Regions from separate parts of the Homo sapiens genome. Here region 1 is linked to region 2. Evidence: chromatin contacts called from ENCODE Hi-C data. All regions are on one chromosome and are shown on one strand. Each heading gives the region's core, a stretch centred on a gene start or an enhancer-like site at or near the end of the contact. The rest is flanking DNA. Distances are from core to core; before and after follow the strand shown.

Region 1 (5,939 bases), core at 2,175-4,674, 160 kb after region 2:
CTATGAGGCTTTGGCTGCCATTTTCATTGCTCAAGTTAACAACTTTGAACTGAACTTCGGACAAATTATTACAATCAGGTACAAGGAAAGAGTTCTATACACCCTTTCTTAAGAATGCCTTTAAGGCTGGGCGTGGTGGCTCACGCCTGTAATCCTAACACTTTGGGAGGCCAAGGCGGGTGGATCTCCTGAGGCCAGGAGTTCAAGACTAGCCTGGCAACATAGTGAAACCCTGTCTCCACTAAAAATACAAAAATTAGCCAGGCCTGGTGGCACGGGCCTGTGGTCCCAGCTACTTGGGAGGCTGAAGCAGGAGAATTGCTTGAACCCGGAGGCAGAGATTGCAGGGAGCTGAGATCATGCCACTGCACTCCAGCCTGGGGGACACAGCAAGACTCCATCTCAAAAAAAAAAAAAAAAGAATGCCTTTAAAAGACAAGAGGATGACCAGGGTTGGGAAGGGGATCCCACATAATCAAGAGGTGGGGATTTGGGGTAATCATTCTATATTTAGGTATTTTAATTGGTTTTTTTAGATTATAGATGTATACACTCATTAATAACAAGGTTCAAAAAATATAAATATGTATAAAGTAAAAAGGGAAACTTGCCTGCCATCACATCGCTCCACATCCTTCTGTAAGTGACCATTGTTCATGTTTGGTTTGGAAAGACTTTTCCTATGCATAGACATGCACACACTTCTTTTTTGTAGTTAGTGAAATCATACTATACATACATGTTTGCCTTTGATTGGTTTGCTTATTAATAGACCAATAAATATGTCTACTTCATCATTCTTTTTAATGTCTGTAAAATACATAGTATGGATATTTCTCCTTTTTAAAAGTGTTAGATTATACTTCAATTTTTAAAAGCATTAAAATATGTTAGCTTGTATAGATACTACTAGAAAATAAAAAGTTAGATGAACTTTTTCTCTTGGGTGAATTTTTAGACAGTGTAAGATAGATGACAGACCACACTGACAAGTAGTTCAAGAATCTGATTTTTGTGGAGAATTTTTTTTAACTATTATATTTGAGGTGTTCAGTGAAAAGTTATTTTCCTTTCCATACCTTCCCCCCATCTCTTAGTTTCCTTCTGCAGAGGCAACCAGTGTTACCTGCAAGTTTCTTCTGCATCCTTCCAGAGATACGCCAGGCATACGCATGTGCATGTGCAAATATAATCCCTCCTTTTTGCTTATTAAAAGTTATTTTGCACAAGGGACCCATGAGTCTAATGGCAATGGGACACTTTAAGCCTCACTATCCAGATCAGCCTCTGCTCTTCATTGTTGTGGGGTTTTTTTTAAATTGTTATTAAAAGTACATTTTGGAGAGCAAACTAAGTCAGATTTGGGGGGATTTTTATCACTCAACATTTTGTTGTGAAATGCCCTACATATAGGGAAGTTGAAACAATATTATACCAACCATCCTCTACCAGATGGAAAAATTGCAAACGTTTTGCCATTTTTGCTTCTTCTTTCTCTTTCTCTGCCATTATGACATTTCACCTGTACAAAATTCAGCATGCATCTCCTAAGAATAAGGATATTTTTCTACATAACCACAATAGTAAGAATCTTAAACATACTTCCAGAATATCCAATCTATATTCAAATTTCCACAGTTGTCCCCCAAAACATGTCTTTTACAGATTTTACTTCCAGACCAAGTTCAAATCCACATTTATGGCCTACATTTGGTGTCTTAGTTTCTTTTCATCTAATCAGTCACCACACATTTGTTGTTATGTTTATTTAGAAATAAGTTGTTAGACTCTGTGTATATGTTTTGTGTTAGTAGAAAATGATAATAGTTGTAGTAGGATGCATCGGAGTAAAAAGGAAAAGGCTGATCAGGGCCAGAGGTCAATGACTGACCTGGGGGTTCTGGGAACCTCAGGCCCAAAGTAGTTATAATGGGACTTAGGAGATCATTATCTCAGCTCACCTGTAACCTATACTTTGGCATATTGATTGAAAGGCTCTGGGTTATTAAAAAAAAAAGGTGACAGAGTTAAAAATAACAGTAACAGTGACAAGCAAGATAGAAATATATTTCTCTTTCATGCAGCACAGCTCTGCTCCACAAAGCCTTCAAGGCTGATTGATAGGTGCTCTGTGGTATAAGAGACTAAGTCTCTAGGGTATTATCATTATCCAGGTGGTCCGGGATGACTCACCACCCCCAGATTTTAGTCAGTCGGAAGTGGGGAGATGGTATACCCTGCAAGTTGCTCAGTACCTCCATGCATGTCTGACTGGCCAGAACTTAATCTAAGCTTCAAGGGAGGTTGGGAAGTGTAGTCTTCATTCTGGGGAGCCATATACCAGCTAAAAGTCCCAGTATCTTAGAAGGGGACCAGTATGGGGACCATGAATACTTTCTGTGACAGACTTAATACTTTATTAATACCACTTATAACCAGATAATACTTTACTATTTATAAAACATTTGCTTTGCAAGCCAGGTCTACACTGCCTTCATAAAAAGTATTTCTAATACTATAAAACTTTGTTCATAAATCATTTTGCTTTTGAATTAACTAAGCAAACCAAACTAAGAAACCAAATTTGATTCTTTTGACAACATTAATCATGAATGTTCAGTAACTTTACAACCCTCCACTTGGATAGGGGAATTACTAGAAACAAATTATTATTGTAACTCTACAGCATTTTAGACTTTGCCTTACAAAATACTTTCAGGGATGTTTAAAAGTGTATAGCTGCCAGTTTATTTAAAAACGACTAGAATAATAGGTCCAACTTCACAAGGGTCATTGTACGAGGACCAAATTAGATAAACCATGCTTAGTATATCAGAAGACACATAGTAAGCACATGATAAATATTAGTTAGCATGATGATTAGTTCAATTTTTTTTTTTTTAATCTCATTTACGGGCCAGGCATGATGGCTCATGCCGGTAATCCCAGCACTTTGGGAGGCCAAGGTGGGTGGATCACTTGAGGTCAAGAGTTCGAGACTAACCTGGCTAACATGGTGAAATCCTGCTCTACTAAAAACACGAATATTAGTCGAGTGTGGGGGCATGAAGCTGTATTCCCAGCTACTCAGGGGACTGAGGCACGAGAATCACTTGAACCCAGGAGGAAGAGGTTTCAGTGAGCCTAGTTTGCACCACTGCACTCCAGCCTGGGCAACAGAGTGAGATACTGTTTCAAAAAAAAAAAAAATCTCATTTACGTTTTTTCTGAAGCGCGTCCTCTTGTGTTACATGGCAAGTCAGGCATCGGCACCGTGCGTATTTTGCAGCGTATATGCTCTACGTGGGGAGCTTTGTAAAAGTGTTTTCTGTTCTGGTACTTCTGTTAACAGCATCACAGCCACAGCTGCCAGTATTGGGGCAGCTGGAATTCCTCAGGCGGGCCTGGTCACTATGGTCATTGTGCTGACATCTGTCGGCCTGCCCACTGACGACATCACGCTCATCATCGCGGTGGACTGGTTCCTGTGAGTATGCTTGGCCTGCATTCCAGCTCACTGTCACAGGGTCCCCCTCTGTCACTCTAGGGCACCAGGCAGCCTGGCACATCTACAGAAAGAACTCTGAGGAGAGGGGCCTCTCGGCCCATAGTTAAATTGTCCTTATTGTCTGACCCCTGGTCCTTATCTGGAGACCGAGCCCCAGATGCCATGTGCACTCACTCCCCTGTCAGCCTAAGGGGCACATCTGGCTGCCACACATCTCACTCCATAAAGCCATTCAGGAATTGGGAAACCCGCTGTCTGCAAAGGCAACATAAATCAGCAAGGCTGTTTCTGAGTTGCACAACATGACACCACAGCAGCTGGAACAAAGCTGCAGGCCCCACATGCCAGCTTAGGCCCTGCCTCTGTGTGCTTCCCATTCCAGTGGGAATGATTTTCCCATCCTAGCCCAATAGGGTGAGGCTGAGCTATGCCGACACTGGGAAGAGAGCTAGTGTCATTAAGTGGAATTGAGTTTCGGATCTAGGGAAAGTTACAAGAAATGTGCCCTCCACATTCTCAAACTCTAACCTCTACAGGCCCATCCCTTCGCCCCCTTCCCTCGCTCTTCCAGCTGGCATTCTCTGTGCCTTTTCTCTTAAAAATTTCCTTCCACTTTTGAAAATCTTTCCCCAGGATGCCCAAAGCAAAGCCTAGAACAGAGTACGTGTTGGAGTTAACACAACATATGTTCACTAGAACTGCAACATGAAAAGAGCTTGACAGTGTGCGTGAAACCCCAGACTGGGCGAGAGGATTCACTCCCCAGTTACTTGGACCTGTGTTTGTGTCCTGACCTTGTGTGAGACCGGGCAGATTACCCAACCACCCTAGTTTCTACCTCTGTAAAATGAGGGTGCCCGTGTCCTCTACCTCCTAGGGGTACTGCAAGATTCAGTGCAATGATGCCTAGAAAGCATGCAGCCTACTGTCTGGCCCACAGTCAGCATCAGTTAACATGAGCACTCTCATATAAAGCTACAGTTCTCCACAGTCTTTGATCTTTACACTTCAAAATTATTGAGAACTGAAACAGCATTTGATCTATATGGGTTGTATCTATTCATATTTATCATATTAGACACACTTATAAATTTCCACTTGTTAATTTATTACATGTTTTATTTAAAGGTGATAATAATTCATAAAATAAAATAATGGAATGAATTTATTATCATCTTTAAACAAAAAGGTTATATATGCTAACATAAATAGCATTTTTTTGCAAAAAACAACCATTTCGACCCCAAAATTTATTTTATTTATTTACTTGTTTTGAGATGGAGTTCCATTCCTGTTGCCCAGGCTAGAGTGCAATGGCACAGTCTTGGCTCACTGCAACCTCCGCCTCCTGGGTTCAAGTGATTCTCCTGCCTCAGCCTCCTGAGTAGCTGGGATTAGAGGCGCCCGCCACCACGCCTGGCTAATTTTTGTATTTTTAGTAGAGACGGGTTTCACCATGTTGGCCAGGCTGGTCTCGAACTCCTGACCTCAGGTGAACCACCTGCCTTGGCCTCCCAAAGTGCTGAGATTACAGGTGTGAGCCACGGTGCCCGGCCTCGACCCCAATATTTAGTGAAAAGAATGGTACTATTTTATGTTTTGCAAGTTTTCTTAATGTCTGGCTTAATACAAGACAGTTGGAGTTTCCTGTTTCTGCAGTTTCACAACTGCTTCAGTGAGTTGTGACATCACACATCATGTAGTCTTTGCAAAACTCCACTATACATTCATGAGAAAATGAGACTGAGAGGGACAAATGACATCTTAGTATTATTATGAGAATGGCTTAAAGAGAAGGCTCGTTCCCCACTGTTGGGACTCTCACTTCAGTCAAACTAATAACTGAACATTCATCATCTATATGGCCTTATAACCTTTAATAGCTACTATTATGAATATTATGTGTCTATTACGTAATCTTGCAGTTGGTAGATACGGCGAACTGAATGTTAAGAGGTGCTTCGCTGGCCAGTTCCTAACGTAAGTTGAAAACTTGTGATGCTCACGGGAGCCTCGTTTTTCCCTCCTCCCCACCCTGCCTGCAGGGATCGCCTCCGGACCACCACCAACGTACTGGGAGACTCCCTGGGAGCTGGGATTGTGGAGCACTTGTCACGACATGAACTGAAGAACAGAGATGTTGAAATGGGTAACTCAGTGATTGAAGAGAATGAAATGAAGAAACCATATCAACTGATTGCACAGGACAATGAAACTGAGAAACCCATCGACAGTGAAACCAAGATGTAGACTAACATAAAGAAACACTTTCTTGAGCACCAGGTGTTAAAAACCATTATAAAATCTTTCCATCTCATTACAGCTCATTCGCTCCAGCAAGCCCGTCATCTTCCCTTTCCTCCCTTCTGATAAGACTGGAAAATAGTCCTCCAAAACACAAGGGAGGATTTTGGGTGGCCAAAGTGTACAA
Region 2 (6,641 bases), core at 3,358-5,857:
ATGCCATTCCTTGTCATCTTCCACTTTGTTTTGTGCTTTGGATAAACTTGAAATTCTTTGGGTTACAAGAGAATTGCAAACACTATTGTCCTAGAAGATGTCTGACTCTTAAAAACTTTTTCTGAAGCACTGAAATAGGAAGAGAGGAGGTCAAACTATCTCCTCTCTTCCATATCATTGCAGATAATATGATTCTATACCTAGAAAATCCCATAGTCTCTGCCCAAAAGCTCCTAGATCTGATAAACAACTTCAGCAAAGATTCAGGATATGAAACCAATGTACAAAAATCAGTAGCATTTCTATACACTAATAACATCCAAGCTGAAACCAAATCAAGAATGTGATCTCACTCACAAGAGTCACAAAAATATTAAAATACCTAGGAATACAGCTAACCAGGGAGGTGAAAGATCTCTAGCATTAGAATTATGAAACACTGCTGAAAGAAATCAGAGATGACACAAACAAATAGAAAAAACTTTCCATGTTCATGGATTGGAAGAATCAATATTGTTAAAATGGCCATACTACCCAAAGCAATCTACGGATTGAATGCTATTCCTGTCAAACTACCAATGACATTGCTCACAGGACTAGAAAAGAACTATTTTAAAATTAATATGGAACCAAAATTAGCCCTTATAGCCATAGTAATCCTAAGCAGAAAGATAAAAGCAGAAGGCATCACACTATCTGACTTCAAACTATAGGGCTACAGAAACCAAAACAGCATGGTACTGGTATAAAAACAGATGCATAGACCAGTAGAAAAGAATAAACAGCCCAGAAATAAGGCCACACACCTACAACCATCTGATCTTTGACAAAGCAGACAAAGACAAGCAATGAGGAAAGAACTCCCTATACAATAAATGGCACTAAGATAACTGGCTAGCCATATGCAGAAGATCAAAACTGAACCCCTTCCTTACACCATATACAAAAATAAACTCAAAACGGATAAAGACTTAAATGTAAAAACCAAAACTAAACTCTAAAAACTCTGAACAATAACCTAGGCAATATCATTCTGGACATAGAAATGGGCAAAGATTTCATGACAAATATGTCAAAAGCAATTTCAACAAAAGTGAAAATTGACTAATGGGATCTACTTAAACTAAATAGTTCCTGCATAACAAAAGAAACTATCAACAGAGTAACAGACAACCTATAGAATGAGAGAAAATTTTGTAAACTATGCATCTCACAAAGGTCTAGTACCCAGCATCTATAAGAAACAAACAAATTTACAAGAGAAAAACAACCCTATTAAAAATTGGGCAAAGGACATGAACAGACACTTTTCAAAAGGAGATGCACATGTCTAACAAGTACATGAAAGAAACCTCAACATCACTGATCACTACAGAAATGCAAATCAAAACCACAATGAGATACCATCACACACCAGCCAGAATGGCTATTACTAAAAAGTCAAAAAATTACAGATGATAGCAAGGTTGTGGAGAAAAGGGAGTGCTTATACACTGCTGGTCTGACTGTAAATTAGTTCAGCCACTGTGAAAAGCAGTCTGGTGATTTCTCAAAGAACTAAGAACTACCATTCAACCCAGCAACCCATTATTGGGTATATACCCAAAGGAATATAAATTGTTCTACCACAAAGACATATGCATGTGTATGTTCATTACAGCACTATTCACAATAGCTAGGACATGGAATTAACCAAAATGCCCATCAACAGTTGACTGGATAAAGAAAACGTGGTATACATACACCATGGAACACCACACAGCCATAAAAGAGAACAAAATCATGTCTTTTGCAGCAACATGGATGGAGCTGGAGGTCATTATCCTAAGTGAGCTAATGTAGGAATAGAAAACCAAATACCACATGTTCTTACTTATAAGGGGGAGCCAAACACCAAATGCACATGAATACAAAGAGGGAAACGACAGATACTGGGGCCTACATGAGGGTGGAGGATGGGAGGAGGGTGAGGATTGAAAAATACCTGTCAGACACTATGCTTATTACCTGGGTGATGAAATAATCTGTACCAAACCCCTTTGACACACAAGTTACCTATATAACAAACTTTGCACATATACCCCTGAATCTAAAATAAAAGTTAAAAAATAAAATACAATTTAAAAAAACTTATTTTGATGATGTTAGTGGTGATATTAACAAATGTGATGTGTATCATAATAAAAATATGATAACATTTGGAAAATCAAGCATAACTCAATGAACCAGTATTTTCGAAATGACTGATGCATGGTATTACAAAATTATGCCTAGGTAAATATACACTCATAGTGCATGATAGACCAATAGATTTTAGTGTAATGAAGTATGAAAAGTTTACTGATATGGCTTCAGATTCTACATTGTAACTAACCTTTAATTATGCCCACTTTTCAAGTTTTATGAAGTATCTCACTCAAACTCCCTGTCTCCTGTGCCCTGATTACCCAAAATTATCTGCAAAGGCTATGAAAGTACTCTTTTTTTTTTTCAATTACATACCTGCATGAAGCCAGATTTTCAACATATACTTCAACCAAAACAACATATTGCAACAGATGGAACGCTGAAGCAGAGATGGGAACCTAGCTGTCTGCTATTATGCCAGACATTGACGAGAGCTACAAAAATGTAACATGATGTCACACTTATCACTAATTACTTTTTGTTTTGGGAAATATGGTAATTTTTCACAAAAATATGTTATGTTAATGTAGGATGGGTTTATTATTGTTGTTAATGTTTTTATTATTGTTAAGTTAATGTTTTTATTTCTAAAACAGTATACATTTACAGATTTACCCCCCAAAACAGGTTTTGGGGGCAGTCCTCATTTTTAAGAATATAAAAAGATCAGAAGACCAAAGAGTTTGAGAACTGCTGACTTTTTGCAACCTGATGAAGTTGGAAGTTTTGTTATCCTCATTCTACAGATGAAGTAACTAATATTTTGCGAAGTAATTTTCCAGGGTTATGCAGGAGATGACAAGTAGCAAAGGCAAGCTTTAACTCAGGATCCCTGGCTACTGGGCCCAGATTCTTAAATACTGCAACATCCTTCTGGAGTCTAGTCAGACAATTTAGCTGTAGCAGCCCCTAGAGTGGGCTTTATCATCACCCCCAATTTTTCCCATTCTTAGTGGCACAATTACAGAAAAAGGCAGCATGACCTTTCCCAGGATAGAGCCTCCATGAATGAACGTAGGTTGGTGACTGTGGGAGTCAGTACTCTGGTAGACGGGGGAGGAGTGGGAGAAGCAGTCAATTCTCACCTATTGTCCATGCTTTTCTAAGTATATGTCCGGATTCTCTCAACCCTCAGACTCCACACTAAGACTTGATATTTTCCAGTGGGGTTGACTGAAGCAGTGACCCAATCTGCAAGCAGATGTTGAGTACAGGCTCTTCCTCTCACCTTCTAGTTCTGCCCTGTCCAATACAGTAGACACTGGACTCATGTAGCTATTTGAATTTACATTCAAATTAGTTAAGTAAAATAAAATGAAAATTTCAGTTCCCCAGTCTTACTACCATATTTCAGGTACTCAGAAATCATGCCCTGTACATGTTTCTTGCAGGTACTGGGGTCTTTGGAAACCCTTGCAGTCTAGTGAGAAATGTTCTGGCTTTGCAGTCAGTTGAACCTGGGGCCACTGGACAATAAAAATACCCAGATAGTTGTTGTTGTTGTGGTGGTGTTGGTGGTGGTGGTGAGGTGATGGTGGTGGTTAGTGCTGGTAGTGATGGTGGTGGTGGAGGTGGTGATGGTGGTGATGATAGTGATGGTGGTGGTGGCAGTAGTGGTAGTGGTGGAAGAGGTGGTAGTGGAGGTGGTGGTGGTAGTGATGGAGATGGTGGTGGTTGTGGTGATGGTGGTGATGGTGATACTGATAATGTGATGGTAGTTGTGATAGTGATGGTGGTGGTGATGATAGTGACGGTGGTGGTAGTGGTGGTAGTGATGGTGATGATGCTGGCAATGGTGATGGTGGTGGTGATGATAGTGGTGGTTGTGATAGTGATGGTGGTGGTGGTGAGGATGATTGAAAGCACTGAAGACCAGGTTCTGCCCTTGGGATTGATAAATGTTGGGTTTCTCACTGTGCAGTCTTTAGATTCTGTGCATTAGAGTCCCAGGTGTGTTTCAGCCCTACTGAGCCAGAATCTCTGGGAGGGAATCTCTTCTTTCCACAAGCTCTTTGGGAAATTATTAAGTGCCCCAAAGTTTGGAAGAATTGTGATAGATTAAAGCTGTGGTAGCATATTAAACATTCACACATAAGAAGCAAGAAACTCTAACTCTCCAGGAGGCTTACAATGAACTCTGAATATTCCCGGGTGTTCCTATCACAGTCCTCTTCAGTAAGCGCTAGTCCTTGGCTGTTTGGCTCCAGGAAGCACAGACTCCAGGTGGGAGGGCCTCCGGCCACTACAACGCAGCAGGATTCCTAGAAGCCAGGCACACAGCGTGTCTCCTCTGAGAGAGGCACAGAGCCTCACAAGGCTTATTGGGGGGAAAGACCAAGTTCCTATTACAGCCACTATCCAGTGTCTACACTAACACATGCCAAGCTCAGCTCCAGGCCATGTCCCAGGCCAGCTGACTTGGCTTTCTCCCCTCAGCATTGCAATTTACCATTTCCCGGAACCAAAAAGCCTTAAGTCTCTCCATGCCCTCTGTAGACGTACCAAGACGGGGCCTTTTCCCTACCTGGGCTAGTGTTCAATAGATGAGGCTGAGATTTTAAAGCCCTGCAGCAGTGAGTCTGTGAGAATCCTCTTGCTTTATTTGCCTTTTTGTTAGGCTTTCTTTAGAAATTCGTTGGTGTGTAACTCCCGGTAGGCATGACTACAACTGGGTGTATGCTCCCTCTCCCTTAGGAGTTCAGGAGGAGATTGGAATGTGGTTCTGAGTAGATGGGGAATCTCATTAATCAATGTGGGTAGGGCTGGTGGAAAAAAAAAGTTTTAGTATATGGCAAGCTTGAAAGGCCCACAGAATTTTCTTAAATTCTCTTCAAAGCATGCAGTTGAGTACTCTTGTTTAGCAGGAACTTTGCTGTAACATGACTTTCCTTGGCTCAGAGTATGGGGTTACAGAAGACCTCACTGGGACCCAGCCAAGGAAGTTAGATTAGCAGAAGTACCAGAAGTACTGGATGAGAACATAGTGTCATTGAGAATGTGGTCCTGGAAAAAAAGATCTCAAGGGCAACCATACTGCAGGATTTCAAACCACAGCAGGCCAGGGAAGTTCCTGATGAGAGAAGAAGCTGATCCTCACGGGACCAGGTGACTGTAATGCAGGCTGAACATTCCAGAACCCAAGCAAGGCTCATGCAGGCAGAACTGTTGCTGGGCCCATTGCCAAGTCCGGCCACTCTGACACTGCCCAGGAAAGCCATGGAATCCTTCTTTCCTATAAGGACATAGTCAATTATGCATTTATGAAGCACCTAGCATATGCAGAAAAGCATGCATGGGCTGGGCGCAGTGGCTCACATCTGTAATCCCAGTACTTTGGGAGACCGAGGCGGGTGGATTACCTGAGGTAGGAGCTCGAGACCAGCCTGGCCAACATGGTGAAGCCCCATCTCAACTAAAAAAAACACAAAAAAATTTGTTGGGCATGGTGGCACATGCCTGTAATCCCAGCTGCTCAGGAGGCTGAGGTGGAAGAATCACTTGAACCTGGGAGGCGGAGGTTGCAGTGAGCCGAGATCATGACACTGCACTCCAGCCTGGGTGACAAGAGTGAAACTCCGTCTCAAATAAAAAAAAAAGAAAAAGAAAAGCATGCATGGTTCTTCAGCATAGAATTGGAAAGAAATGAAACAATAGTGCCTCTGCCATGAAAGATGTTTATGTTCAATTAGAGGTCAAAAGTGTGGCTATGAGGAAAATAATAAGTAATCATAAAATTATTAGTGTGGTACAAGCACAGTAAATGTATTTTAAAGAAAGGGACTCATAAAGGCAAAGAGTGTATTTTAATTGTGATTATACTTCAAAAGAGAATGGTTAAGATGAACAATCCAAAAATTAATTATTGGCTAACTTGTAGGCTGGTAGCTGGCAGAGATGCGTGTATGCATGTGCGTGCATGTGTATATGTACATGTGCATGTGTGTGTGCATGTGTGTGCACGTGTACTTGCGTGTGTGAGCACATATGTGTGTGCGCATGTGTATGTGTGCATTGTATGTGTGTGTGTGCATGTGTATGTGTGTTGGCACCACTGTGCAAGCACCCCAGAAGCATGAAAGCTGAGCCACATCCATCCCTCCCTCTCTCCTTATGGTTTGTTTCCTTGTCATGGATTTTTTCCTCTCTCACTCTCCCTTCCTACCCTTCATCTTCATGTTTCCCTTGCCTGTGCCCTTGATCAGCTGGTGGAAGAGATTAGAGAATGTGTTTTCCCTCCTACTGATTCTTTCATTGCTCTGCACCCTCCTGCTCCTTCCACCCTCGTACCTAGCCAGACCTCAGCTGCACATATTGCTCCAAGTGTTTGGGATTATTTCCCAGTGTGTGGTAAGGAGGAGAATCCCAGTGCCAGCAATTCCATGCCGTCTCTGGATCCTAATAAGTTGGCAGCCAAAGAAATGCAGGCCAACGCAATGAAACCTTCCAGGGAGCCA

What was found. A loop is a pair of places that touch in the nucleus more often than their neighbours do. Pooled maps may share reads with other maps.
Region 1: a loop to region 2 is called in a map of heart right ventricle, with 2.3 times the contacts of the local background. The contact joins two enhancer-like sites. A Hi-C loop is called at or near these places in 10 of 168 maps with a recorded cell type or tissue (GM12878, gastrocnemius medialis, heart left ventricle and 4 more) and 7 of 50 pooled maps.

Annotation. Positions count from the first base shown.
Region 1 is chr5:36,680,512-36,686,450 of GRCh38, forward strand. SLC1A3 (solute carrier family 1 member 3) reads left to right here. Exons shown (of 10, transcript NM_004172.5): 8 at 1-78; 9 at 3,353-3,487; 10 at 5,554-5,939. The coding sequence ends at 5,758. All of the region lies in intron 1 of SLC1A3-AS1 (SLC1A3 antisense RNA 1), which reads right to left. Among named protein-coding and RNA genes, the nearest start is that of SLC1A3-AS1, 42 kb to the right of the region's middle. Within about 2 kb of position 3,425, at least 10 of the 41 ENCODE cell types and tissues checked have a DNase peak (open chromatin) inside an H3K27ac peak, as active enhancers do; they include heart right ventricle, where a contact is called at or near this core.
Region 2 is chr5:36,517,509-36,524,149 of GRCh38, forward strand. No RefSeq gene overlaps it. Among named protein-coding and RNA genes, the nearest start is that of SLC1A3, 86 kb to the right of the region's middle. Within about 2 kb of position 4,608, at least 3 of the 41 ENCODE cell types and tissues checked have a DNase peak (open chromatin) inside an H3K27ac peak, as active enhancers do; they include heart right ventricle, where a contact is called at or near this core.